Linked DNA regions of Homo sapiens: region 1 is linked to region 2. Evidence: chromatin loops called from intact Hi-C (ENCODE). Cell type or tissue: chondrocyte. All regions are shown on one strand. Each heading gives the region's core, and the rest is flanking DNA. Links, peaks and the distances in the headings are about the cores only. Region 1 overlaps CNTNAP2 (contactin associated protein 2). Region 2 holds the start of LOC124901768 (a long non-coding RNA gene).

What was found. A loop is a pair of places that touch in the nucleus more often than their neighbours do. Peaks named below come from ENCODE experiments on the same cell type or tissue, not always from the same donor. Only the 100,000 strongest peaks of a DNase experiment are listed, where the experiment ranks them.
Region 1: a loop joins it to region 2, with 5 times the contacts of the local background. A loop is called at or near these places in 3 of 110 quality-filtered maps.

What each region holds. Positions count from the first base shown.
Region 1 is chr7:148,279,529-148,294,802 of GRCh38, reverse strand. All of the region lies in intron 21 of CNTNAP2 (contactin associated protein 2), which reads right to left. Among named protein-coding and RNA genes, the nearest start is that of C7orf33, 300 kb to the left of the region's middle. RefSeq lists an enhancer at 3,722-4,276 and a silencer at 14,492-14,692. In chondrocyte, for the core only: CTCF peaks have their summits at 8,234 and 8,434 (motif pointing left); no DNase peak of the experiment used is centred there.
Region 2 is chr7:148,953,815-148,969,088 of GRCh38, reverse strand. LOC124901768 (a long non-coding RNA gene) reads right to left here and starts at 2,055. Exons shown (of 2, transcript XR_007060580.1): 1 at 1,927-2,055. It also overlaps RNY4. RefSeq lists enhancers at 1,962-2,011, 4,093-4,592, 4,593-5,094, 12,959-13,460. In chondrocyte, for the core only: a CTCF peak has its summit at 6,187 (motif pointing right); no DNase peak of the experiment used is centred there.

The DNA of each region.
Region 1 (15,274 bases), core at 7,413-9,912, 680 kb after region 2:
AGTATGTTAAAATGGTATAAAATTAGTGTTCGTAAGGAAAAGAGATTCATAAAAGTTTTTTGTTTTTTGTCTTCTAGTGTTCTCTTATGTCTGGACAAGAGAAGTTAGCTGCTTTAATGAAATACAGTAATATACAAAGTTGATCATACTAGGTACAATAATTTTAGTGATCAATACACAAATAGACAAGAAAGTGGACTGATTTTTTGATTATTTTAAAAGTTATTATAGTTAATCACAATGGCAAAGTGTGTCTTTAAGTAACACAAAGCGTTGCTCCTTCACCCTAAAGAGGGAAGGATTATAGGTTTGCACAGAATTCTCCAATTTTTGATTAATTCAAAATTGTTATAGAGCTCTTTTGTTTTCCAAAACTGATAACTAGAAAGTGAGTTTATTTCTTAAGTTAGCCGTACATAAAACTAACAATGCTTAGTTATTATTTCGAGGTTAATTATATGTAAGCTTAGTAATGTTTAATTACATAGATGCTTAGAGAGTATATTCTGAATGAATGAATAAAGGACAATACAATAACATTTCTGTGACTTACAGACAATTTGATGCCTTTCTTGCAGAGATGGGTGCCAGCGTGCCTTCTGAGAATGGAGAGGTTATAATATAATATTGGCCACAGATGAGTAGCCTGTTCAGGGCTCGAGGCATGGCATACACATAGAATAGGAAACACCGCCTGCTTTTTCCTTCCATCTGTGAACCAAAGGGTTTAGATTCTTTTTTTTTTTTTTTTTTTTTTTTTTTTGAGATGGAGCCTCGCTCTGCTGCCCAGGCTGGAATGCAGTGGTGCAATGCAATCTCGGCTTATTGCAGCCTCTGCCTCCCGGGTTCAAGCGGTTCTCCTGCCTCAGCCTCCCGAGTAGCTGCGATTATAGTAATGCGCCACCATGACTGGCTAATTTCCATATTTTTAGTAGAAATGAGGTTTCACCATGTTGGCTAGGCTTGTCTTGAACTCCTGACCTCAAGTGATGTGCCTGCCTCGACCTCCCAAAGTGCTGGGATTACAGATGTGAGCCACTGTGCCCGGGGGTTTTGGATTCTAAAGCTGAAACTTGAAAGCATAGGGAATGTTGACACAACCTTCAATCCTGTCCAAGACATGACTTCTCCTCTTTTACCAAAATCTAGGTGTTTTAATAATGTGTCAGGGATAAGAAGATGAAAAATGTTAGATGGAAATCCTCATCCATCTTGCTAGTAACACTTTGTACTTTTGGATGAATCACTATACTTTAATTTTGGGGGATTATATCCCAAAGGTTAATACAACATTTCTGAGACTGGCTACAGACCAATTCCTAACCCATTTCCTTGTTTGTCCTCAATTTGTTGAATAGCTTTGACTATTGACTTACCGTGCCCAATTCTTTACATCTATTACCATTAATCCGAAAACAAGCCTGTAAAACTGAGAGACATATCCATATACCAGAAGTCATCTTACTAGTGAGGCAGTTGATTTGCAAGTCAAACCAAGTCATATCTAACTTTAATACTGCAGATTTTTTGGTTGCTATTTCATGCTACCTTCAGTGTCTCACACACAAAAAATACCATGCTTGTGTTTGTGTGAGTGTATGCGTGAATGTCCAGGAATGCATGTATTGAGGTGGTGGTGAAGAGTTACAAAGAAAAAGAAAGCATTAGAACAATTTAATTCAAATTCATTTAGCAGATTTTGGTCATTTATTTTATTTTATTTTATTTATTTTTTGTCAATCACGATGTCTATACAACTGCGCTGTGCTCCCTCAAAAAATCTCTACTCACACCATAATTTAACACTGGGAAAAATTTTACTCATATGCAAATAAAGAAGAAAAATTTGCCGGTGTAGATGGCTCAGGCAATTATAGCCATCTGCTACTTGTCAGGCCAACATGTTTCATCTGCTGCATGGTTCAGATCAACTAAGGAGGGCATCCCAGTGTAGGGCAGAGGAAGTTGCTGAGACCAGATGTTGGGGTGGAGGGGATGGATGGGAAGCAGCTAGATTGTGTTCTCTGGTCCTCATTCTAGTGTTTGGGCTGCAAGTGGTGGCCAGGGTCCCTGCAGCATCCTTGGGTTCACGAGCCATCTCTCCTTTAGGTGAGACCGAATCTCCCCAACCTCCCCAGTGAAGAGTCTCATGAAAGGTAGAGTAATACCAGTGGCTAACCTGAGCTTGCTAACTACTGTCTTTTCCCTTCCCCAGGCTTAAGATACTCAGCCTCTTTTTCTCTTAGGAAACAGTTGTTTTTGTCCCCTAAGCTCTGCTGGTGGCTTCAGCATGCTACACACTGTAACTCTAGCATGCTTTGTTTTCATCACTACAAACATTTTTAATCAGAGGCACGTGTTTTCATCAGTTAAAACCCATCAGCTTTAACCTCTTTGGGATTTCACATGAAATGTAGAACTTGCAGAAATTGGTATTTTCTACATTACGTCCATAATTAATCTGAATATCTGAACTGGCTTAAAAATGAAAACTCTATTAGTTTTATCCTAATCCACAGCGTTCAATAAGCTTCACTTTACCTGAATGGCTTAATGTGGTACTCTTCCCTTTGTCCTCCTGGGCAAGAAGAGAGAAAAATCTTCCTTCTCAACTCTCTTATACATAGAATTTGGAAAACTTCCTTTGTGAAAACCTGTCTTTTACAAAAAACAGAACAAAACAAAACAAAACAAAAAAACCTTTGCTTTTGGGGTTTCCTGGTTCTAGCTAGTGCTGATCTGGGACATGTTTTTTTTCTTTACTCCTAGGGCTAAAATATGAAATGTTAACATTCCTGCTGCTGTGTTTGCCTCACCACCCAGCACCACTCCATGGAAACCAACAGAATGAAATGAAATTAATCATCGCTTCTTCTGAGATGTCAAAGGCTGGATTTTGGTGCCCTTTTCCTGGCCCTTAAGATTTTATATCTAAAGTAAGAAGTTATTTACACACTTCTTTTAAACATTTTTTTTCAAAAATTGACAAGTAGAAATTTCATATATTTGTGGTATACAACATGACGTTTTGGAATCTGTATACCTTGTGAAATGGCTAAATGAAACTATTTAACATACGCATTACCTCCCATGCTGTGAGGGTTAATACTAACTGTCAACTTGATTGGACTGAAGGATGCAAAGTATTGGTCCTGGGTGTATCTGTGAGGGTGTTGCCAAAGGAGATTACCATTTGAGTCAGTGGGCTGGGAAAGGCAGACCTACCCTTAATCTGGGTGGGCACCATCTAATCAGCTGCCAGCACGGCTAGAATACAAGCAGGCAGAAAAATGTGAAGAGGGAGACTTGGCCTAGCCTCCCAGCCTACATCTTTCTCTTGTGCTGGATGCTTCCTGCCCTGGAACATTGGACTCCAAGTTCTTCAGTTTTGGAACTCGGACTGTCTCTCCTTGCTCTTCAGCCTGCAGATGGTCTATTGTGGGACCTTGTGATCGTGTGAGTTATTACTTAATAATAAATTCCATATTTTATATATATATATATTATATATATATTCCATTAGTTCTGTCCCTCTAGAGAACCCTGACTAAAACACATGCTGATCACTTACATACTTCTTTTATTACTGCGAACTCTCATATACTAATTTACCATGTGATTGAAGTCAGTACGGCCTCTGAATATCTAGATTCTTGCACATCGTAGAGATCTCTAAAAACTGGAAAGTCTCAAATCCTCTTCTCTGTAGGACTCAGCACCATCAGATGGTGAAGATCTACATTCATAGAAGTATAAATTCTGACTTGCGCCGGTCAATTTTGTGAAAAGAAGCTTAAAATGGTGCCAAAGCAACACCAAAACCATCCTTTCACAAAACCCATTTCAAGTAATAATTCTCCTTCATGCAGCCACAAAAATAATATCCTCATGGGTATAAATCTTAGAAGGCTGCTGGAAAAAGCTCTCTGTACTTAACGATTGATGGTCCTCAGGGACAGGAATGTGCCCCATGCTGACACATTTATCACCTGTGTTTAGAGCCAGAATAGCACCAGGGAAGGGCTTTGTAAAGAGGTGAGCCTGAGTGCCAGGGTGAGTGATGGATTTGACATAAAAGGCTGAAATGGGAGGTCTAATTACGACAGGGAATGAACAACTACCTTAATGAATCTGCCGCAGAAATTTAGTGTTGTAGGCACCAGCCACATGAAGATAGAAAGTGATAGGGTGGTTGCTCACACCTGTGGAATGCATTATTTAGAACCTGATCACTATTCATTCTGAAATGATAGCATAAAGTGAAGATAAATTCCCATCTCTGGAAATTCTCCTATCCTTGACCTTCACAATGAGAATCAAAACAAAGGCAGCTTTCAAAATGATAAAAAATGTTTTCCAGATTTACTTTCTTTCTTAAAGCATTATAGAGAAATATTTTAGGGTTAGAATTTGCACAGGAATAGAACAATCAGCTTGGTTTTCCGTATGGCTGACTCTCTTTACCATGTGATAGAGGGTTGTGCTTTGATTTCTAAAAGTGAAGGTGAAAACTGTTATGTACAATGATTTTTTAAAAAACAAGAAACATTTTCACTTCAGTTCAATTTGTTTTTCTTTTTCCTCTATTTTTAATTTTAAGCTTAAATTTAATATTTTATCACCTTAAATACTAAAACCAGATACATCAAAATATTATTCAATTATGTTGCTATATTAAAAATCTAGGATACCGTGACTACTTAAATATGACTTCCCTTTTCTATCAATTGAGAAAAGAAATCCCTTTATATTCTGCATATAACACTGAACATAGATTCTGATTTGAACATGTGCTACAATTTTCATTAATGTCACCTGAATTTCCATTATTATTAAGGAAGCTATTTAAAAAAATGTGGTTTGTTATTTTTGTCATTGCAAAAAATAACTCAGGCTTTAAAAGGTTTGTGTGAAAGTGGGTTCATCATCAGCAGAGTTTCTATTGATGACATCATGTGTGTGCAGAGGGAACGTCTGGTCTCTGTTGCTGCCTCCCCCAACAGCCTTGGTTTCTGGTGTGCCTTGTCCTGTAAAGAGGTGAGGGACTGAGCTGGGAAGTCCAGCCAGCCAACAGCAAGAGAGCTGGCCTGTGGAAGGCTTCCATGAGCTGTGTGGCAGCCATCAGCATGATTGGCTATTTTGATGCCACCAGTGTTTGCTGAGAGCAATTCTGTTCCTTTACCCGCCTCCCCAACATGGGGTGTGTGTGTGTGTGTGTGTGAGTGTGAGTGTGTGTGTATTCATTTACATTATCATTTTGCTTCTTGGACACAGGGAAAAAGGAATGAAAAAAACCAAGTAAGTTGGTGTTTATTGGTCATACTCTAGTTGAGGGCTGCCTCAAATCTCTCTGCTATTTCACCCTGGGAGGACAAATCTGTTCCGAAAACTCCCATCAAGACAGTATCTGTGTACCATCCGAGTGACATGTAGTCTTGCCATTCAGGTCATCTCTTAAGCAGAGAGCACACTCTTCCTGCTCCTGAAAACACAATTCAGGTCAGCATCCACCTCTCTTCTCCCCACTCTTCAGTTTCCTCCACCTGCTTTTCACAGAAAAGATTCACCTTCTCCTTTCCAAATCCTCCCACTATGGCCCGTTAAGCACAACCCTGGAGCTATTGTGACTTTCTAGGGGCTGGGAGACAACTGAAATTTCTGAGAGCGCTGAGCTGATAGGGTCCTATTAGAGTGCCTGGTGCACAAAACCTGCACCTTTGGAATATTGGGGTAATCAAAGGGAGACAGGCCTGCTAGGTAGGAATCCCACCACCCTGAGTTGCACTTCTCTTGTGTATTCAAAAATTCAATATACAAAGTGGGTTTTTCTCTCTTTTTTTTTTTTTTTTTTTTTTTTTGCTGAATAAGATATTTTAATCTGTTGTAATTAAAAAGTCAAAGTAGAATGAACAGGAGGTTTAAAAACAGGTCCCCATGCCAACCTCAAGCATGTAGTTGTTGTCCAAGAAATATTTGCTAAATTTAATTGAATTGTGGCTTATGAGTCACTTCTCTGTACCATAAAAGTCTTGGTGGAAAGGTTTTGCAGATACCTTAAATTAACTGGCTATGTTTGACTCTTTTGAAAAGGAAGCAGGGGGAATGATTGGAACAATTTTCAAAAAATAGGTAAAAATTATTAGGTAATATATAATCTGAATAGACCCACAAATTATTAGTGTGATTTCTACTCTATTATTTAATTTAATAGTTTTACATTATCTTAAAGAAGATGCTATGGTTTGAATGTGTCCCCCAAATTTCATGTGTTGGACACTTAATCTCTAAATTCATATGTTGATGGTATTTGGAGGTGGGGCCTTTGGGAGGTAATTAGAATTAGATAAGGTCATCGCGGTGGGTCCCTATGATGGGGCTGGTGGCTTTAAAGAAAGAGGAAGAGAGGCGGGGCGCGGTGGCTCATGCCTTTAATCCCAGCACTTTGGGAGGATGAGGCGGGCAGATCACGAAGTCAGGAGTTTGAGACCAGCTTGGCCAACATAGTGAAACCCCGCCTCTACTAAAAATACAAAAAAGTAGCTGGGCATGGTGGTGGGCGCCTGTAATCCCAGCTACTTGGGAGGCTGAGGCAGGAGAATCACTTGAAGCTGGGAGGCGGAGCTTGCAGTGAGCCAAGATTGTGCCATTGCACTCCAGCCCGGGCGACAGTGTGAGACTGTCTTTAAAAAAAAAAAAGAAAAGAAAAAAAAAAAGGTTGGGCGCGGTGGCTCACGCCTGTAATCCCCGCACTTTGGGGGGCCAAGGCGGGCCGATCACGAAGTCAAGAGATTGAGACCATCCTGGCCAACATGGTGAAACCCCATCTCTAGTAAAAATACAAAAATTAGCTGGGCGTGGTGGCACGTGCCTGTAATCCCAGCTACTCCGGAGGCTGAAGTAGGAGAATCAATTGAACCCGGGAGGTGGAGGTTGCAGTGAGCCAACATCATGCCATTGCACTCCAGCCTGGGCAACAAGAGTGAAACTCCAATTCAAAAAAAAAAAAAGAAAAAAAGAAAGAAAGAAAGAGGAAGAGAGACCTGAGTTGACCTGGTCTTGCCTTCTCACCATGTGATGCCCTCCACCATGCCATGACACAGCAAGAAAGTCCTCACCAGAAGTGGCCCCTGGACCTTGGACTTCCCAGCCTCCAGAAGCATGAATGAAATAAAGTCATTTTCTTTATAAATTACCCACTCTTGGGTATTCTGTTATAGCAACAGAAAATCAGAGGATATATGCATATTTGTTAAAAACAGTTGCTTTGGGATTAAGATGATTATAAATGTGTCAGGAAAAGGAGGGCCAATGGGTCACATGGCATGAAATAAAAACAATCACTCAATCGGTGGCATCTTGCTGGCCACTGATGTTACCTAGTCCAAGAGCTGGGAGGTGTATACAATTATGAGCGAAGCTGAACAATTGTTTTTGTTTATTGACTTTTGCCTTTTTTTCTATAGTGGCTGTTCAAACTTTAGTTTCTTGATTTGATTTTTTCCTTACAAAAATAAGGCTGAAATATTATTTATCAATCAAAAGAAATGATCTATCAAGCCATGACCTGAAGGAAACTTAGATGTATTTTACAAAGTGAAAGAAGCTAATCTGAAAAGGGTACATATTGTATGATTCCAATTATATGACATTCTGGAAAAGGCAAAGCTATAGAGGCAGGAAAAAGATCAGTAGTTGCCTGGGGACCGGGCAAGGAGCAGAGGGGAGGGAGGGATGAACAGGTGGAGACAGAGGACTTTTAGGGCAGGGGAACCACTCTCTATGATACTGTAATGGTGGATCTGTGTCATTACACATTTGTCCAAACCCAGAGAATGTACGGCCCAAGAGATTATTAGGGTACTATGTGTGGCAAGTATGTAACACCAAAAACATGACGTAGAAAGATGTTAATAAGAAGAGAAACTATGTATAACGTGGGGAGGGGTGAGGGAGTATATGGAAACTCTCTGTACTTTTTGCTCCATTTTTCTGTGAACCTAAAAATGCTCTAAATTACAGTCAATTGAAAAGGCTGTAAAGTTAAACCTTCAAACTATTAATCCACACGATAGTGTTTTATTTGCAAGGCTAAGTCACTTTGTTTAATTAATAATGTGACTTCCTTTGTATTATCATTAATTTGATATTAATTAATTTTGATAAAATAACCGTAATAGTTAAGAAATAACAAAAAGATTTTTTTTAACGTGTTTTAGGGTTTGACTTCTATAACTTAGAGTAAGAAAATCTACTAAAACTTACAGTGTTTTAAAAAATAGTAATTAGGCCCACAAAATTAATTTATGATTTATATTAATCCTTTCCTTATTGTTTGACTTTTCTTTCCTTTCTACTTCCTAATGCACTTCCCATATTAACCAGAATTTTGAAGCCAGGTCTTTCTGTGTATAGGGAGCCCAGGCTGCCACAAGACAGTTTGGAGACCTCTACTGGTTAAAAGCCGATGAGAGCACTAGGATCGACACAGAGAGATGGAGGAAAAGGAAAGAGGAGAGAACCTTATCAGGAATTGACATGGTCCCCTTTCTGAAGCATCAAATAAATACACAGTTGACCCTTGAACAATATGGTTTTAAACTGCATGAGTCTACTTATATGTAGATTTTCTCCTGCCTCTGCCAACCCTGAGACAGTAAGACTAACCCCTCTTCCTCCTCCTCAGCCTACTCAATGTGAAGAAGATGAGGATGAAGACCTTTATGATGTTCCACTTCCATTTAAGGAATAATAAATGTATTTTATCTTTCCTATGATTTTCCTAATAATGTTTTCTTTTCTCTAGCTTAATTTATTATAAGAATACAGTATATAATACATATACAAAATATGTCTTTATCAACTGTTCATGTTATCAGTAAGGCTTCTGGTCAACAGTAAGCTATTGGCAGTAAGTTTCTGAAAAGCCAAAAGTTGTATGCAAAATTTTGACTGCATAGGGGGTCAGCACCCCTAATTCTCCTGTTGTTCAAGGGTCACCTGTACTATGCCTATCTCTCAGGGTCTTTTCTCTTTCATAAAACAAACACAGACAGTAAATAAACCAACAAGCACAGAAAGACCCACCCTGGAATCATGGTTCTACCACTTACTAGCTATATGACTTGGCACATGTCACTTTAAAACTTCAGAGCCTCTTTCCTCACATGTCAAGTGCAGATTTAAGTAGGCACTTACTTGCAAGGTTAGAATTAGTGATAATGTAGTGCCAGGCAGGTGTTTCACACTTGGAAGGCATTCAACATACACTGTCCTCCATAGTACCTGTCTAGTTACTGTAAGTGAGACTGAAAGACAGTCTGTTAAATAAATCTGGCACCCGTGATAAAAGACAATGGAATAAGGCTCACTTCTGTGTATGGCTTTGCTTTAACCTCTGAGTTTGTATTTTGAATGCTAATTCCTCCCAGTCAATAAAGATGGAGTAACAGTTGGAAAATGAATTTACCTTGGAGAAGTAGTATAAATTGTGAATTAAAAATTATTAAACACTTCTTTTAGAAGATTATCTTCCTTAGATAAATACACTTTATTGTTTTTTAACAGCTACATTTAAAAGCAGGAAAATAATTCTTACTTAGACCACAGAGTCTGTCTTATCACCAGAGCACAGAGCTGTGACATTCAAAATCTAGCCATGCTTGCTGCCAAAAAACATAACAGTCCCATTAAATATCTGTTATAAACATTTAATGCTTTTTATAGCAGGATTATTCACACCCTATAGATTTTTAAGAGGTGAATAATTCTTTCATGCAAACATTTGTTTTTCTACAACTGCTCTATTCTTCCTTCAAAGTGCTACAGAAAAGTCTGTGGGGATGCCAGTCTTCCCAAATGTGGCCATGTTAGTGCCGGAGGAACATTCAAAGCATAGACTTATTGGGCCAAATCTGCTTCTTCTGTTACCATTTCATTGTGTTTTTCTGTTTTGTTCTTCAGAGCATTCAAACAAGGAGTGACTTGATTTCTTTTTATTCCAATTTGTTAACCTTCAAGCTCTCCAAAGTTTAAATTCCAGGTCGTTAGCAAGATTACATAAAGGGTCTTTGTAGCCCAGACCTTTTTCTTCGAAACATGTTATGTTCCCCTTCCACGGACCTTAAGATGCAGTGGTGTTGAGTGACAGCCAGTCTTTATGCTATAGGAAGCACCATGAGATTTCACAAACCAGAAGGAGAAGACCAGGCTCTACCTGGGTAGCCTTAGTTGGACTTGTTAATCTAGTGTGCTGAGCAGTAACCACTCTCCTCTTACCTCCATGTATTAGTCTGTTTTCACTTTGCTGATAAAGACGTACCTGAGACTGGGTAATTTACAGAGAAAAAGAGGTTTAATGGACTCACAGTTCCACATGGCTGGGGAGGCCTCATAATCATGGCAGAAGGTGAAAGGCACATCTTACATGGCAGCAGGCAAGAGAGAATGAGAGCCAACTGAAAGGGAAACCCCTTATAAAACCATCAGATCTCATGAGACTTCTTCACTACCATGAGAACAGTATGGGGGAAACCCCCCCATGATTCAATTATCTCCCATCGGGTCCCTCCCACAACAAGTGGGAATTATGGGAGCTACAATTCAAGATGAGATTTGGGTGGGGACACAGCCAAACTGTAACGCTCCATGAACATCATGTGTGATAATAGCTGTGGAAGAGCTGTTTAAACTGCAAAATAATATAAAAACATAATGTATCATCATATTCATGTGATGCAGGTTAAAAATAATTCAGTCAATTGTCACTATTTGCAGTAGCTATGTTTCATACAGTTGCTGCTAACACTCAATTAGTGAATACTAAAACATTGTTCCTAAAGTAAATACAGGGTTAGGTTCCTGCAAGCATCTGGTCATAACATTTTATCAACCAACCAATACATTACCTTGCTTTATGTGTGTATCTTATTTAATATTCAGTTTTGAAATAAATGTTGTTGATTTATTAACATTGAGCTCATGGCTGCCAGCACAATCAGTCATGCCTAAAGACAGCTCATCTAACAGATGTATTTTCTCCACAGGACAGATCGCAGCGTCTTGTGCTTAGGAGCAATAGATAGCATTTCAGCACTCCACTTAGGGGCCATTTTATACAGTAAAATCACCAATAAAAACACAAGAATGCAAAAAAAATGGCACTGAATAGACTACAAAAATGATACTTGTTTATGGTATAAGAGCTGAAACTAGAAGGCAAGGGCATCACCTTGTTTGACTTCAAATGAGAATGTACACATTGATGACAAATTGTTTGCTGCACAGCACATGTCTGCAAATAACCACAAAAGCACCAAGAATACTACTTTTGAGGTTCTAAATAAATTTTAGAGAGTAGGTGAATTTGTAAATATGAAATGTATAATAATAATGATCAACTGTATATAAATAAGAAATTCAAAAATTTTCCATGCCTTCTGGAATACTTTGGAATGTTATAATAATAAGAATTCTTTCTTTCTTTCCTTCCTTCCTTCCTTTCTTTCTTTCTTTCTTTCTTTCTTTCTTTCTTTCTTTCTTTCTTTCTTTTTTTTTTTTTTTTTTTGAGACAGAGTTGCTTTTGTTGCCCAGGCTGGAGTGCAATGGCATGATCTTGGTGGCTCACTGCAACTCCACCTCCTGGGTTTAAGCAATTCTCCTGCCTCAGCCTCCCAAGTAGCTGAGCTTACAGGTGCCTGCCACCATACCTGGCTAATTTTTGTAGTTTTTTAAAGTAGAGATGGGATTTCACCATGTTGGCCAGGCTGGTCTCGAACTCCTGACCTCAGGTGATCCACCTGCCTTGGCCTCCCAAAGTGCTGGGATTACAGGTGTGAGCTACCGAGCCCAGCCTAGAATTTTGGCTTTCAAATGTTTGTTTATTTCAAAACAATTGGGTATGCAAAAGTATGTTGTGTGTCAAAGACAGGTGAGTTGAAGATTTGGGACAGAAATAAGTGTTTTGACAATCTTCTTTAACCAAATACTAAAAATGTGATTAAAACAGAACTTCTGATCTCTCATCACATTTTAACAATAAATGATTTTTTTTGGTGGGGGTTGCTTTTGTTAATTAAAAATAATTTAATTTTGGAAACCATGGAAAGATGATGATACCAATTGGTTTTCAATCAAAAGTTTTTTTCAGTTTTTCATTGTTTGAGTGTTCTTTTTATGAGTGACCCAGGATTGGAGTCAGCCATTCTTTATTTGTATTAGCTAAAAGTCAAAGATTAGATGTAATGATACTGCCTAAGACGTACTGGACACTCACTGTGTGCCAGGCTGTGTGATAAGCCCTTTACATTCATGATAGCATCTTTCATCTTCCTAACAAAGCTTATGATATTGGCACTACTATCATTCTCATTTCACGGTTAAGAAAACTGAAGCTGAGATTTGTAAGAAACCTGTTAAAGCTCCTCGAGCAGGTGAGGCAACTGGAATTGCAGGTGTTCTGACACAGAGCCTGTATTGAGCCTGACCCTCAATGTTCAAAATATCCTCTTCCAGCCTACACTTATGACAAGATTTGCCTTTGCAGCTGTTTTATCTAGATATTGAGAGTATGTTTGCAGGTTATGATGTATTAATTATTTATTGTCCTTGTTAAAGACACATTTGGGTGATAAGCAAAGATTATTCTGATATTGACAGTATATTATATTGAAAATATCGTTGAAGGCTGGGTGTGGTGGCTTATGACTGTAATCCCAGAACTTTAGGAGGCCGAGGTGGGTGGATCATGAGGTCAGGAGATCGAGACCATCCTGGCTCATGTGGTAAAACCCTGTCTCTACTAAAAATACAAAAATTAGCCGGGTGTGGTGGTGTGAGCCTGTAGTCTCAGCTACTCACAGGAGAATTGCTTGAACCCGGGAGGTGGAGGTTGCAGTGAGCTGAGATCACGCCATTGCACTCCAACCTGGTGACAGAGTGAGACTCCGTCTCAAAAAAAAAAAAAAAAAAAGGAAACGTTGTGAAGTACCAGCTATGTGACCTTGGCTTCATTTAACCTTTCTGGGCCTCATTTTCCTCAGCTGTAATGTGACAAAGTTTCAACAAATTATTTCTTAGGGCCTCCTATGATTCTATAAGGCAATAATAATAATAAAGCCCAATAAATGTCTAAGAATGAAAGTCAATGCAATTAAAAAAGAATGAGAAGCCAGCCTTGAACTAGAACTCCCTGAGTGAATTCTTTTAAAATAGATTTCCTTCAGCCTTGAGAAGATTCTGGACATTAAGACTACGCTATATGTTCTTTAGGATATGAAAAACAGGACATAATTTCTTCTCTTCAGTTTAAATATTATTTCTCACCTATCACTTCAATGAGCTTTCTCATCAGTGCTTTCCTGCTGCTTCTGTCCTTATAGTAAAACGCAAAGGCAACTGACCAGAAATTTCAATTAACTATTTGCCATTTGTTCATTTATCAATTTTGCTGCATTCTACTCTTAGGAGGTAGAGATAAATCACAAGGCGATAAGCTGCCATCGGGGACTTTCCTTGAGAGAAGTTGCAGGCAGTTTAATCTACCCCATTTTCTCTAGCTCCTTTTTAAAGAAATGTATTATATTAATCATTCTCTTCAATAATGACTCTAAAAGAACTACAAAATTCTAAGCTGTAAATAAATAATAATTCCCACATATTTCCTAATCTCTACTGGCTAGCGCAGGAAAGTAAAGAGGGAATGGGTAGAACCGGTGGCTTAATCGCTGCAGGTCCCTCTCCTGTCCCTCACGCTCCCCCAGGGTGGATGGCACTAGCCCCTAGGAGACACTGACTAAATATCCCATGAATAAATGGCTCCACAGAAGAAGGTGGACTTGGTCTTCTTTTACTTTTATTGCTTTTCCTTTTCTTTTTTCTTTTTTTTTTGAGATGGAGTCTCCCTCTGTTGCCCAGGCTGGAGTCCAGTGGTGTGATCTCTGCTCACTGCAACTTCCGTCTCCTAGGTTCAAGCGATTCTCCTGCCTCAGCCTCCCAAGTAGCTGAGATTACAGGCTCCCGCCATCTTGCCTGGCTAATTTTTGTATTTTTAGTAGAGACGGGGTTTTGCCGTGTTGACTAGGCTGGTCTGAAACTCCTGACCTGAGGCGATCCACCTGCCTCAGCCTTCCAAAGTGCTGGGATTACAAGCATGAGCCACCGTGCCCGGCTTTTTATTGCTTTTTCTAATTGAAACTTTAATTGAGTCCATTGTAGAATCACATGTAGTTGTAAGAAATTGTACAGAGAGATCCCCTGTGTATTTTGCCCAGTTTCCCCATTGGAGACATTTTGCAAATCAGGAGTACAGTGTCACCATCAGGATATTAACATTGATATGATCCAATGATCTTATTTCAGATTTTGTACTCTTGTATGTGTGCAAATGTGATTCTGCACAATTTTATCATCTGTGTAGGTCTGTGCATCCACCACCATAGTCAGGATAATGAATAATTCCCACTGCAGAAGAATCTCTCTTTTTTATTTTTAAATTTTTGAGATGGAGTCTAGCTCTGTCACCTAGATGCAGTACAGTAGCATGATCTTGGCTCACTGCAACTTCTCTGTCTCCCGGGCTCAAGCAATTCTCCTGCCTCAGCCTCCCGAGTAGCTGGGACTACAGGCATGGGCCACCATGCCTGGCTAATTTTTATATTTTTAGTAGAGACAGATTTCACCATGTTGGCCAGGCTGGTCTCGAACTCCTGACCTCAAGTGATCTTCCTGCCTCAGCCTCCCAAAGTGCTGAGATTGCAGGAGTCAGCCACCATGCCCGGCCTCCTTGTTTTCCTTTTCTAACCACACCTCTCTTCCTTCCCCTTCCCTCCTGTCCTAGTCACTAACCCTTGGCACTCACTAATCTGTCCTCAATTGTAAAATTTTGTCATTTCAAAAATGTTGCATAAATGGGATCATTGGGTATGTAACCTTTTGGGACTGGCTTTTTTTCCATTGGCACGATTCTCTAGAGATTCATCCAAGCTGTTTTGTGTATCAGTAATTTGTTCTTCTTCATCATTGCGTTCATATGCAACACCTGAATGACTTTATAATGGAGATATATTCTGACATTTATCAATAGGCTTTTTTCTTTTTTGCCTTTCCCAGTAACGATCAATGTCCTAGTCAAGCCAAGACATCTATCTGCCTGAGGAGGAGATGGGAGATAAAGACAGGAAAAGGCCGTGTTACAGGTGGTGTTCGGTTTCTGATATGCACCTCAGTGCTATGCATCCATGGAATAGCCTTGAATGTGGCTAGAATGGAAGTCTTAATT
Region 2 (15,274 bases), core at 4,941-7,440:
GTAATTTATAAGAAAAGAGGTTTAAGTGGTTCACAGTTCTGCAGGCTGTAGAGTAAGCGTAGCACTGCATCTGCTTCTGGGGAGGCCTCAGGAAGCTTCCAATCATGGCAGCAGGTGAAAGAGGAACAGATGTGTCACATGACAGGAGCGGGAGGAAGAGTAGGGGGGAGGTGCCATACTGTTAACCAGATTTCGAGTACTCACTCACTATCTTGAGGGCAGCAGCGAGCCATGAGGGATCTGCCTCCATGATCCAATCACCGCCCCACCAGGCCCCACCTCCAACATTGGTGATTACAATTCAACATGAGATTTGGAGCAGACATCCAAACGATATCAGGCCTCTATCCTAAGGGCCACAGTGCCACCGTGGATGACCAAGTGGGCTGTGCCCTGCATGACTCTCGGAGCCACCATTCCTGCAGAGTCTAGAATGTAGACTGGACTGAGACTCATGCCCTGGAGTTGTACTAGGTGGCTGTGGACCGCCCATAAATTATGTAGGTGAGGGCAGGTGCTATGGCACATGCCCGTAATCCCAGCACTTTGGGAGGCTGAGGCAGGCGGATCACTTGAGGTCAGAAGTTCTAGCACAGCCTGGCCAACATGACGAAACCCCATCTCTACTAAAAAAGACAAAAATTAGCTGGGTGTGGTGGCATATGCCTGTAATCACAGCTATCAGGAGGCTGAGGCATGAGAATTGCTTGAACCCAGGAGGTGGAGGCTGCAGTGAGCCAAGGTTGCACCACTACACTCCAGCCAGGGTGACAGAATTGAGACTCTGTCAAAAAAAAAAAAAAAAAAAAGGCTGGGTATGGTGGCTCACGCTTGTAATCCCAGCACTTTGGGAGGCCGAGTTGCGCGGATCAGGAGATCAGGAGATCAAGACCATCCTGGCTAACACGGTGAAACCGCATCTCTACTAAAAATACAAAAAATTAGCCGGGCTTGGTGGCGGGCGCCTGTAGTCCCAGCTACTCGGGAGGCTGAGGCGGGAGAATGGCATGAAAAAAACAAAGCTCATTTTAACGTCTTAGCCATTTTAAGTGTACCGTACATTCAGTGTTAAGTGCATTCACATTGTACATAATCAATCTCCAGAATGTTTTCATCTTGCAAAAACTGAAACTCCATACTCAAAAATAACAACTTCCCATTCTAAGCTCCTCTCCCCCACAATCCAGCTCCATGGTCACCACCATTCTGCTCCCTGTGTGTATGAATTTGAGAACTCTAGTATTCTAATGTGGAAACACACCACAGCTGGTTTATCCATTCATCCATAGAGGAGCATTTGGGGTTTCCACCCTGTGGCTGTTGTGGATACTGGTGCTAGGAACATCAGTGTAACAAATGTCTGCTCGATTATTCTCTTACTTTGAAAAAACTTTCAAAAAACTAGTTTGAGCCCAATAGGCCTGATTTGCTCTAACGCTGGGTCCTGGATCGCTGGTTGTTGGATCTGAATCATACTGCAGTTTGCTTTCTCCAGACTGGGTAAGGAGCCACTCTTGTTCTCCCTGCAGCCCACTTTTCTGTCACAGGTATTGATATTGATCAATATCTTGCATCCCGGCGGGGCGCAGTGGCTCACGCCTGTAATCCCAGCACTTTGGGAGGCCGAGGTGGGCGGATCACCTGAGGTTAGGAGTTCCAGACCAGCCTGGCCAACATGGTGAAACTCCGTCTCTACTTAAAATACAAAAATTAGCCGGGCTTGGTGGCGCACGTGCCTGTAATCCCACACACTAGGGAAGCCGAGGCAGAATTGCTTGAACTTGGGAGGCGGAGGTTGCAGTGAGCTGAGATGGCGCCACTGCACTCCAGCCTAGGCAACACAGCAAGACATATATATATATGTCTTGCTATATATATAAAAAACCCCTACGTGTCTTTGCCTCTCTGTGCGCCCCCCACACTTACCCTGATGCTTCTTATGTGAGGAGCGGGAACACCGGGCTTTCTTTTGTTCTCCTGCGTGAAGGCTCCCAGGGAGCCTCACCTTCTCTGGGACTTGCCTGGAGCCTCTGCGAGAGGCGAGTATCGGCACCACCAGGCCAGCCCCGAGCAGCATCTCCCATGGGCTGTCCAGGTTCGAGCCAGCGCTTGTCACCCTGTCTGCGTCCTGCAGGGGGCGCCAGAGGCCCAGCGGTCGTTCGGCCCTGTCAGCTGGTTGACACCGAGGGCCAGGATTGCGCTCGTTTTTAAGTATAATATTTTAGGAACGCCGTGACCCCACCCACCTTGGCTGACTGACTTGTGAGATATGACCAAAAACAATGAATCGACATGGAGAAATTGGAACGCTTGCACTCTGCTGGTGGGAACAGAAAATGGTGCAGCCGCTGTGGAAAACAGTCTGGCAGTTCCTCAAAAAATTAAAAATAGCATTGCCGGCTGGGCGCGGTGGCTCACGCCTGTAATGCCAGCACTTTGGGAGGTCGAGGTGGGCGGATCACGAGGTCAGGAGATTGAGACCATCCTGGCTAACACGGTGAAACCCCGTTTTTACTAAAAATACAAAAAATCAGCCAGGCGTGGTGGCGGGCGCCTGTAGTCCCAGCTACTCGGGAGGCTGAGGCAGGAGAATGGCGTGAACCCGGGAGGCGGAGCTTGCAGTGAGCCGAGATCGTGCCACTGCACTCCAGCCTGGGCGACAGAGCAAGACTCCGTCTCAAACAAACAAAAAATTAGCATTACCTTATTTATGATTCACCAATTCCACTTCTGGGTGTGAACCCGAAAGAATCTGGCCGGGCACGGTGGCTCAAGCCTGTAGTCTCAGTGCTTTGGGAGACTGAGGTGGGAACATAGCTTGAGCTCAGGAGTTCGAGACCAGCCTGGGCAACATAGTGAGACCCCCGTGTCTGCAAATAATTTTAAAACTTGGCTGGGCACGGTGGCTCATGCCTGTAATCCCAGCACTTTGGGAGGCCGAAGCGGGTGGATCACTTGAGGTCAGGATTTCGAGACCAGCCTGGCCAACATGGTGAAACCTCAAATCTACTAAAAATACAAAAATTAGCTGGGCATGGTGGCACATGCCTGTAGTTCCAGCTACTTCGGAGGCTGAGACAAGAGAATCACTTGAACCTGGGAGGCGGAGGTTGCAGTGAGCCATGATAGCACCGTTGCATTCTAGTCTGGGTGACAGAGCAAGACCTTGTCTCAAAAAAAAAAAAAAAAAAAAAAAGAAAAAAGAAAAAAAGACTTGAAAGCAGGGACTAGAAGGGAAGATATGTGTACACCTGTGTTCATAGCAGCATAGTTCACAATTAGCCATAAGGTAGAAGCAACCAAGTACCCATCGAGGGACATGAATGAGTAAACGCAATGTGGTATGTACAGTCATCTACAGTCGTCCCTCGGTATCTGTGGGCAGTGGTTCCAGGACCCCTGCTGGATCCCAAAATCCATGGTTGCTTAAGCCCCTCATAAGATGGTGTAGAATTGCCGGGCGTGGTGGCTCACACCTGTAATCCCAGCACTTTGGGAGCCTGAGGTGGGTGGATCACGTAAGGTCAGGAGTTCGAGACCAGCCTGGCCAACATGGTGAAACCGTTTCTACTAAAAATACAAAAATTAGCCGGGTGTGGTGGTGGGTGCCTGTAATCCCAGCTACTCAGGAGGCTGAGGCAGGAGAATCACTTGAATCCAGGAGGTGGAGGTTGCGGTGAGCCGCGATCACACCATTGTACTCCCAGCCTGGGTGACAAGAGCAAAACCTCCGTCTCAAAAAAAAAAAAAGATGTAGAATTTACATATAACCTATGCACATCCTCCCATATACTTATAAATCATCTCTAGATTACAAGTACAGATTTAGATAATACCTAATACGATGTACATGATATAGAAATAGTTATTATGCTGTATTCTTTAATGAATAATGACCCTGAAAAAGTCTATGTTCAGAACAGACAAAACTATCTATTTTTTCCCCCTAATATTTTCAGTCAGCGGTTGGTTGAATCCATGAATGTGGAACCTGCAGATGCGGAGGGCCAACTATCTTTTTTTTTTTTTTTGAGATGGAGTCTCATTCTGTCACCTAGGCTGGAGTGCAATGGCACAATGTGGGCTCATCGCAACCTCCGCCTTCCAGGTTCAAGCGAGTCTCCTGCCTCAGCCTCCAGAGCAGCTGGGATTACAGGCACCCACCACCATGCCTGAAAAATGTTTTCTATTTTTAGTAGAGACAGGGTTTCACCATTGGCAGGCTGGTCTCGAACTCCTGACCTCAAGTTATCCACCTGCTTTGACCTCCCGAAGTGCTGGGATTACAGACGTGAGCCACCGCATCTGACCCTAACTATCGTTTTAAAGGCACACTTGTCCCCCTCCCTGTTTCCTCCTAAAACAGCGAGCCGGCATCCCTGCCTCCTCCTAGGCGTTCTTATTTGGTGTAGGATGGTGATAAAGCCACCCCATTCCTTTCCTTACACAGAATCCCTCCCCTTTTGGGGTCGGCATTTTCTTGGACAATCAAATGTTCTTGGAGCTGCTGACTGCCTCAGGGATCTTTTTTTACAAGAAATAGTGGTGATCATGATTGGGCTACAACAGCTGCTGGGGTGGTCCTGATCCCTGGGGCCAGGACTGGGAGGACTGAGAAATGTGGCCAAGGCATCAAGGCTCAGGGGTCGCACCCTCAGCCATTCTTGAGACCCTCTCACCAGCAGCACAAGGCGATGCTGCCTCTCAGGCCCAGGGCGGCTGCCCAGGAATCAGCTTTCTGTGGCCGCTTTTCTTCCTTTTCCAGGAGGCCTTTGTTGTTAACCCTTTGGTGCATCAGGAAGTTGATCATTCCATTCCGTAGAGACGGAAGCAAACAAGGAAAGGAAAAAAATAACTCTGATGCTGAAACAATGTTGATGAAAGCTTAATTGAGAAGTTTCTTGGAGAGACTCCACCGAACAGAATCGGTTGAGCAGAAAATTGAAACAGACACAAACACTGTCTGTTTTGGATCGGACTGGTTTTTATTCTGGAGATAAAGTGCAGCAAGGATTGTGAATAAATATGAGGGCTGGGGGACACAGCGCTGTCAAGTTAACCGTTCTGTGCAAACGCAAAGCTGGCGGACAGGGGCCTCCTTGTTTGAGGACAACGGCCCCGACTGAGGCTCTGGGCTGACAGGAAACGCACCTATAGTCCCAGCTACTTGGGAGGCTGAAGCAGGAAAATTGCTTAAACCTGGGAAGTGGAGGTTGCAGTGAACCGAGATCGCACCACTGCACTCCAGCCTGGGCAACAGACTGAGATTCTGGCTCAAAAAAAAAAAAAAGTACATTCAGGCTGGGCACAGCGGCTAACGCCTGTAATGCCAGCACTTTGGGAGGCCAAGGCAGCAGGATAACTTGAGCCAAAGGAGTTGGAGACCAGCCTGGGCAATATAGTGAGACCCTGCCTCTACAAAAAAGGAAAAAAAATAACTGGATATGGTGGCATGTGTCTGTAGTCCCAGCTACTCAAGAGGCTAAGGTAGGAGGATTGCTTGAGCCCAGGAGTTTAGAGCTACAGTGAGCTATGATTGTGCTACTGTACTCCAACCTGGACAACACAGTAAGACCCTAAAAAGAAAAGGAGGGGGACATTTATGTAAGAATGCTTTCCCCCCAACATGAATATTTTGTAAAGTTAGCTTGTTTGATTGAAATACAAAATCAAATGGTAAAAAGCCAGTCAAATTTAGCAGTGGGGGGTTGTATACCAACTTTAGTGACACTAATGTTAATAAGTTCTGATAACCCACTACCATCGGACCAGCCAGAAAAACTGCTTTCACTTTCATTTTATAAATCTCTGAAGTGGCTACTCTAAATAAGTTAGGATGAGTTATTTTAAGAATTCTCCAAAAAGTCTGATATTATATGACCCCTACAAAATAATACTGCAAAAAGCCATACATTATCTGATTATCTTCCTTTAATTTTAAATAGCTTAATGCAAACTGATATTCAAAATAAATGTAGTTGCATGATGGGAAATAGACGTAAATTACCAAATGGAAGCCTCTTGTCCTTTGCAAATACCTGAAGACATTCATGAATCAAAGAAAAGTAAATGAACATATTTGTGTCAAATGCCCAGCAATAGAAACGTTGAACATTTAATGTCAACAAAATGAGCTTTGGTGTTTTTTTTTTTGTCGTCTCCCTGCCTGTGATCTGCAAAATGCCTTCCTGAATCAAGGCAGCAGCAGATGGCAGCAGTGCCCAGAGCATGCACTTTCCATCCACTTTCCCACGGAGCCTGGACCAGAGAACTCCTCACCCACGAACACACTGTTTTCACATCACCCACAAACACGCTGTATTCACATCACCCACGAACACGCTGTGTTCACACTGGTTGTTTCCTGGGACTTTTCCTGATAATCCTTAATAGTTCCTATAAATCACATGGGTACGCCAGGTTTAATATGCTCAGATCTCTCACCTTTCAGACAGGTTGCTGCTGGCATTGAGAAGTTGCCATAATCCTGAAAACAGCCTTTTACCAATGGTTTTATCAATGAAAGCCAAATCCCTCTCAATGATTAGATATAAGCACTCTCACTGAGTTTAGTAAGAAATCCCACATTAACCAGAAAAAAAAGGAATGAAAAGGATTAGAAAGTGATCAATAAACCTTAACTATTATTATCTTTGCCTATCAAATCTCAATTTTCCTGTTTTAAGTCATTCATATTTTAACATACCAAATGTTAAAGTATTAGGTTGGTGCAAAAGTAATTGTGGTTTTTGCCATTAGTTTTAATAATAATTGGAAGGTTTCAACTGACAGAAGAAAATGTATGTTCAAGATTATGATTAACTTGAATGCTTAGGAAATGTCACTTTCTTTCTTTCTTTTCTTTCTTTTTTTTTTTTTTGAGATGGAGTCTTGCCCTGTTGCCCAGGCTGGAGTGCAGTGGCCTGATCTCGGCTCACTGCAACCTCCTCCTAGGTTCAAGCCATTCTCCTGCCTCAGTCTCTCAAATAGCTGGGACTACAGGCACATGTCACCATGCCCGTCTAATTTTTGTATTTTTAGTAGAGACGGGGTTTCACTGTGTTTTCCAGGCTGATCTCGAACTCCTGACCTCAAATGATCCACTCTCCTCGGCCTCTCAAAGTGCTGGGATTACAGGCATGAGCCACCGCGCCTGGCTGGAAATGTTACTTTCTAAGGCATAACATTCCCCACCTTCATATGTATTGAGCTCAGCTAATCCCAGGAATTTTTTTAAAGTAATTGGAATGAGAATTATAATTGTTCTGGGACCTGGGCTTAGAGATGTGAAGGGCTGAGGCTTCCGGAGAGAGAGTGAAGAATACAGAAAAGACACAGTCCCTACCCTCAACTTGGTGATTGCTCCAGCAGTGATTAGGACAACTTTCCAAAGTAGACTAGCTGAGATTTCCTGGAGGGCTGGCCAGCTGCTCTGCCTCCCGGGTTCACGCCATTCTCCTGCCTCAGCCTCTGGAGTAGCTGGGACTACAGGCATCTGCCACCACGCCTGGCTAATTTTTTGTTTTTAGTAGAGACGGGTTTTCACCGTGTTAGCCAGGATGGTCTCAATCTCCTGACCTCATGATCTGCCCACCTCGGCCTCCCAAAGTGCTGGGATTACAGGCGTGAGCCACTGCGCCCAGCCACATCTCTTGTTAAAACATAAATAATCAACTTCTGTTTAACATGGTAGGCTGCCCACCAGCAATTGCCTCAATTCCTTTTGGAACCATTAAAATTAGACTGAAATAATAAAAAAGGAGCAGAGAAGAGAAAGAAGACACACTTGCATTCCTTCCTCTGCCCTGGAATGAGGTTTGGGGGTGTGGGGCTGGAGAGCCATCCTGAGACCACGAGAACAAAAGCCCTCACTTAGGAAGGCCTAAGAGAAAGAAAAAAAAGTCTTGGTGCATTGATGACAGGTGGGGCACTGCTCCAGTTCTGGACACGGCCCACCTCCATACTTTCTGCAACAAGAGGACACTAAATCTGCATGAGTTTAAGCCACTGTTACTGGGTTTCCTATGACACACAGCTCAACAGATTCCGAGCCATTAGAGAGAGTATAGAAAGTGTGAGATATGGACGGCTGGATCACTGGTGGGGTATGAGGAATTTTAGCTAGCACTGGATGTAAAGTTAGTAAAGTTCTTCAAGGAAGAACAATCTTAGTTTGACGATAATATGTCTTTAACACCTCCCATTTGTTAAGCTGCTTTTTTTTTTTTTTTTTTTTTTGAGACGGAGTCTTGCTCTTGCTCTGTCTCCCAGGCTGGAGTACAGTGGCATGATCTTGGCTCACTGCAACCTCCGCCTCCCAGGTTCAAGCAATTCTCATGCCTCAGGCTCCCAAGTAGCTGGGATTACAGGTGGGCACCACCACGCCCAGCTAATTTTTGTAATTTTTAGTAGAGACAGGGTTTCACCATATTGTCCAGGCTGGTCTCAAACTCCTGACCTCAGGTGATCTGCCCACCTCAGCCTCCCAAAGTGCTGGGATTACAGGCATGAGCCACCGTGCCTGGCCAAAAAAGTTGATTGTGGTTTCATGTGCATATACATTTGCCAAAAGTCATTGAACTGAATAATTAAAACGGGTACATTTTATTGTATACAAATTAAACTTCAATATGGATAAGAAGAAATAAATCTCTACTCAGGGGTGAAGAAAAAAAGAAATGAAAAAGAAGTAACTAATTAAAACAAGTTTATTTAAAGGAAATATTGTGTGAATAACTATTAAAGTCATCCTTGGATTTCACTAAGCATCTCAAATGGCCGAGGTGGAGAACTGAGTTCAGTGAGGGGTTGAACAGACACTGAGCTCAAGGTCCTAGAGGCGCATCCAGGAGAGGCCTTGGGGCTGGAGCTGGGTGCTGCTGAGAACCTGAGGGCAGACAGAAAGGAAGTGAATGCAAAGACCCCACAGTCTTGCTTTGGTCTACCTGGAAAAATCATCATTTTTTTAAGGAATTTGGGCCATTTGGCCATAGGGGTCATAGGTAAATACTTTCCATAAGTTAACTTGTACTTTTCTTCAAAACATGCTGGAAAACATTTCATGGCTTCCTGCTGCCTTCAAAGGATGTTAAAGTTCCTTGTTTCTCCGGCTCCTGTCTTCCACAGGCTCAGCTGTGCAGCCTGCCTCCACCCAGGCCTCTGTCATGACCCTCTGCCCTCCAGCCGGACCCCAGAACTGTCTGTAGTTCCCCAGTGAGTTACTCTCTTTGGCCCAGAGGCCTCTGTCCATGCTGCTGTCTCTCCCATCCATACCGATTATAACTAGAGCCCCTGTTGGCAAGGAAGGGGAGGGAAATGATTATTTTAGGGGAACCTGTCTGTGGACACAACAGGTCCACAAAATGCACAAAAGCTTTTTCAGTCAGCTCTGCTAAGCAGCTCTCTGACATGATATCTCCCTTTACAAACCTCTGTGCATGGGATATAAACATGTTTCCTCTAAAAAGCATAAGGAGGCCAGGCACAGTGGCTCACACTTACAATCCCAGCACTTTGGGAGGCCGAGGTAGGAGGATCACTTGAGCCCAGGAGTTCCAGACCAGCCTGGTACACGCCTGTAGTCCCAGATATTCATGCCCATCATGCCTGGCTAATTTTTGTATTTTTAGTAGAGACGGTATTTCACCATGTTGCCCAGGCTGGTCTTGAACTCCTGACCTCAGGTGATCCACCTGCCTTGGCCTCCCAAAGTGTTGGGATTATAGGCATAAGCCACCATGCCCAGCCCTCTTGGGTTTTTATGGAAGCCTCCTGATGTCAGCATGCCTTCCCTCAGTCTGGAATGAGAGAGTCTCATGACCCACAGTCATAAAGCTGAGGGAACGGGAGGGAGCAAAGAAAAAAAGTACCAGAAAAAAAACAGGAAAGGTGAGGGAAGATTGGAGTCCTGCCTTGGGGCAGGCGAAAGGAGGGCAGAAGGCCAGAGAAATTCTGTTTTCTGAGGCCTGCCCTTGAGGCCTGACGCTCCAGAAAGTGATAACGAAAGGCGGTCACAGGGCTCTGGGAGGTACTACCGGGTCGCACAGGGGATACAGCTGCACGGGGCTTAGGGATCATGGGCAGGCCCATCCCTGGCCCTCAGATCTCTGACTGAAACCAGGACAACAGGGGAAAAGAGTCACCTGTGTCCACCTGAGTAACCCAGGAGGGGACTGAGGCTCCAGGTGAACCAAGGAAGGCAGCGTTTTTTGTTTGTTTGTTTTTTGAGGTGGAGTCTCACTCTGTCGCCCAGGCTGGAGTGCAGTGGTGCAATCTCGGCTCACTGCAGCCTCTGCCTCCCAGGTTTAAGCGATTCTCCTGCCTCAGCCTCCCAAGTAGCTGGGATTACAGGCGCCCACCACCATGCCTGGCTAATTCTTGCATTTTTAGTAGACTCAGGGTTTCACCATGTTGGCCAGGCTGGTCTTCAACTCCTGACCTCAAGTGCCTGCCCTCTTCAGCCTCCCAAAGTGCTGGGAGTACAGGCGTCAGCCACTGTGCCCGGCTTTTTTTTTCTTTTGAGACTGAGTCTCTCTCTATGCCCCAGGCTGGAGTGCAGTGGTGTGATCTTGGCTCACTGCAACCTCCGCCTCCCAGGTTCAAGCGATTCTCCTACCTAAGCCTCCCAAGCAGCTGGGACTACAGGCACCCAGAAGGCAGCGGTTTTGTTCATCAAGGTTGTGGTTCTAAACGATGCATCTTTAAGCCGCCTAGGCCCACGACCTTCCCTCTTGACTTCACACCACATCTTTCTACAGCCTCAGCCAAACCCTATCCGGGTTCCCTAAAGATCTCTGAGCTTTCATCTCTCCCAAGAAGAGGCCCCAGGGCACACGCCAGCATGAGGTTCCCAAAAGCTGTCTATCAGATGTATCTCGTAGCATAGAGACTATAGGGGCCTCGCCCTTTGACATTTTTCTCTCAAAACCAGTAGTTTTAAAAATATTTTTAAAATCATTAAACTCACAGCCATAAAAAAAAAAACAAGATCATGTCTTTTGCAGGAACACGGATGGAGCTGGAGTCTATTATCCTTAGCAAACTCACACAGGAACAGAAAACCAAATACCGCATACTCTCACTTATAATTGGGAGCTAAATGATGAGAACTCATGAACACAAAGAAGGGAACAGCAGACACTGGGATCTGCTTGAGGGTGGAGGGGGAGGCAGGAGGAGCAGAAAAGACAACTGTTAGGTACTGGGCTTAATACCTGGGTGATGAAATAATCCGTACCACAAGCCCCTGTGACATGAGTTCATCTGTGTAACAAACCTTCACATGTACCCCCGAATCTAAAATAAAAGTTTAAAACAACAACAAAATAAATCATCACAAACTTAAAAACATCATTAAACTCTTTGGGATTCTGATGAAAGTTTTGTGTCTATGTGTACAAAATCATACACATTCACATATGTACAGACATCTTGTGTGTGGTTTTAGGGTGTGGTTCATGGACCACCTCCCCCAAACCTGACCGTAAACCCCAGATAAAGAAAATCTGGTGTACCAGCCTGGGCAACATATTAAGACCCCATCTCTATACAAAATTTAAAAATTAGCCTGGCCTGGTGTGTGCCTGGGGTCCCAGCTACTCCAGACACTGACGTGGGAGAATCACCTGAGCCCAGGGAGGTCGAGGCTGCAGTGAGCTATGATTGCACCTCTACACTCCAGCCTGGGTGACAGAGCAAGATCTGTCTCACACACACACACACACACACACAAACACACATGATTAAAAAAAAATCTGGTGTGGCTAACTGCAAAATACCATAAGTTTGTTGTCTTCTTTCATCCTTTTCTCTCTCTCTCCTTTTTTTTTTTTTTTTTTTTTTGAGACAGAGCCTCCCTCTTTTGCCCAGGCTGGAATGCAGGGGTGCAATCTCAGCTCACTGCAACCTCCACCACCCAGATTCGAGCAATTCTGCTGTCTCAGCCTCCCGAGTAGCTGGGATTACAGGCACTTGCCAGAACACCCTGCTAATTTTTTTGTATTTTTAGTAGACGGGGTTTCACCATGTTGATCAGGCTGGGCTCAAACTCCTGACCTCAAATGATCTGCCTACCTCGGCCTTCCAAAGTGCTGGGATTACAGGCGTGAGCTACTGGGCCCGGCCCTTTTATCCTTTTCTGTACCCCTTGGGAAGCAGTGCTCCTGCCTCCAAAATTACCCCTCACCCCAGTCATTGAAATCCATAGTCTCCCAGATTAAATAGCCAACAATAGGAGATGTATGAATTATATTTTTACCTAGCTATTTGAGAGATAGAAAGTTATATAGATTTAAAATTAAGGACTAAGAGTAGCACAATGGGGGAGGCCGAGGCGGGCGGATCACCTGAGGTCAGGAGTTCGAGACCAGCTTGACCAGTATGGTGAAACCTCGTCTCTACTAAAAATACAAAAATTAGCCAGGCGTGTTGGCACACACCTGTAGTCCCAGCTACTCAGGAGGTTGAGACAGGAGAATTGCTTGAACCCGGGTGGCAGAGGTTGCAGTGAGCCAAGATCTCACCATTGCATTCCAGCCTGGATGACAGAGCGAAACTCCATCTCAAAAAAAAGAGTAGCATAACAGAAAATTCATAAAATAGCCTAATGGAAAAAGTTCAGTGAGAAAACAAAAACAAAACAAGACCATACTGTGCTTGAAACTGTGGGAAAACTACACGGGAATAAGAGCAAAGAAAACTGAAAATCGGGCTGGGCACAGTGGCTCACGCCTGTAATCCCAGCACTTTGGGAGGCCAAGGCGGGTGGCTCTGTGCTCCCCGCCTGCCGCCTTCTTCACCTGGGCCCCTGCGGCTGCCTAGGGCTGTTTCCATAGCTGCATGGCAGGTTCCAGGGGGAGCCTCTGGGAAGGGAACCCCACGTGCTCATCTTCCTGGAGAAGGGGGTGGTGTAAGCCCACAGATTCATCTGTGAATGAAACCCCATCTCTACTAAAAATACAAAAATTAGCCTGGCGTGGTGATAGGCGCCTGTAATCCTAGCTACTCGGGAGGCTGAGGCAGGAGAATCGCTTGAACTCAGGAGGTGGAGGTTGCAATGAGCTGAGATCGTGCCGCTGCACTCCAGCCTGGGTGACAAGAGCGAGACTCCGTCTCAAACAAACAAACAAACAAAAAACAAACACCCGGCGCGGTGGCTCATGCCTGTAATCCCAGCACTTTGGGAGGCCGAGGCGGGCGGATCATGAGGTCAGGAGATCGAGACCAAGGTGAAACCCCCTCTCTACTAAAAATACAAAAAAATTAGCTGGGCGTGGTGGCGGGCGCCTGTATTCCCAGCTACTCGGGAGGCTGAGGCAGGAGACTGGCATGAACTCGGGAGGCGGAGCTTGCAGTGAGCCGAGGTCGCGCCACTGCACTCCAACCTGGGCAACAGAGCAAGACTCCATCTCAAAACAACAACAACAACAACAACAAAGAAACCCCTGAAAATCAGAAGTTTGATGTTTAGGATAGTGTCTGCTTTCTCTTTGTGTATATATCCTCCAATACCAGATTGTGTTGTGGTGCGATTTGTGTCAGAAAACTCAATTTCCTCATTGCAGCCAACTCAGCCAATTAGAATAAAAGCAGCAGAGTGGACACCTTCCCATAGAGCGTAAATAACGTTGTGTAAACACCTACGTCTGATTGGAATAAAATTTCCAAACCGTAAAGGAACCTGAAGAGAGACTTCGTTTAAGCACGCAGAGCATCTCAGGCCTCTCCTGCAAAGCTGAACCCGGGTGGTTCTTAACATGGCTTTCCAGCTGGAAAAGGGGGAAAATTGACTTAAACACTCTCCCAATGTTCCTTCCAAGTTAATGAACCCTCCTCTTGGCACAGCTTGGCTTTTGAAGATGGCACTTGTTATTCACAGACAAGGATGCTAAGGCAGTTGGACACCGGGGCCATCAGCCTGGGACGTGGCACCAGAAGGGCAGCCTTGTGCCCAAGGTGGGTGATGGGACGCGGCCGCGTCCCACAGCTGGGAAGGGCCTGGCAGAATCTGTGGGCTTACACCACCCCCTTCTCCAGGAAGATGAGCACGTGGGGTTCCCTTCCCAGAGGCTCCCCCTGGAACCTGCCATGCAGCTATGGAAACAGCCCCAGGCAGCCGCAGGGGCCCAGGTGAAGAAGGCGGCAGGCGGGGAGCACAGAACCATAAACCACATGGGAACAGGCGGCCTTTCTGTCTGGTCTTTGGATCAGGCCCTGAGGGAGGGGATAGGCTGTGCCCACCGCTCCCCACAGCCCTGTGGCATTCTGCAAGGTGGCCACTCCAAACCCTGCAACAAGAAGGCTTTGTGTGTTTTGGTTTTGGCAGGTTGACCCGGCAGGGACTTCTTTCTTTTTAAAAATCTTTTTTCTTTCTCTTCTGTACTTGTCTCTTTCTTTCTGCTCAGACCTGCTGCTTCATGCCTGACGCACCAGCTCCTCTGGTCTGGCTCCCAGCTTGCAGGCAGCAGCCGCGGTGAGGGCCACAGGCAGGGAAGGGCCTGGGCCTGGCTTCCAGGGGCTGGTTTTGGTCGCTAAGCTGCAACTGCTCACTGTGCATGAGCCAGTTCTCCTCTTTGGGTCTCATTTTCCTCCTCTGTAGAACAGGAATAAGAGTCTCACATAGGCCCAAGTGAGCCTGGAGAGGGAACACACACGGGGCCCAGCAGGTTATAAGTCGATGCCCATCGCGGTGCCCACTATTCCAACTCTTGGCTTGGCTACAACATGTATTTCTCTTTCTCTGTTACTCTTCAAAGCTTGCTGTAAAAGCACCTTGTTTGAAGGCTGTCAGTGAGTTTGTTCTCGGTCTCTGTCTCTCTCTATATATATACATATTTTATATATATATATAATTATTATTATTTTGAGATGGAGTCTCACTATGTTCCCCAGGCTGGCCTTGAACTCCTGGGCTCCAATGATCCTCTCGCCTTGGCCTCCAAAAGTGTTGGAATTAGAGGCGGGAGCCACGGTGCCCAGCCAGTGAGTACCACATTATTAAGAGTCTTCACTTGAAGTTTTATTGCCTTTTTTTCTTTATGTAAAAACTGAGTTCCAAGAGCAATCCTTTATTGCTCTCTCAGGACATTCACGGGGTAGGTGAAGAGCAAGGCCTCAGGGCTGCAAGTGGAAGCATGAGAGTAGGTCCTAATCTCAGGCAAGAGAGGTAAGGAAGTCAGGTGCGCAGAGCCTGGTGCAGTGGAGCAGAGTTGGTAGATGAGATGCCCCGATTGGCCAGGGCTGGGGAAACTGACTTGAGAATACATTTGAGAATTCA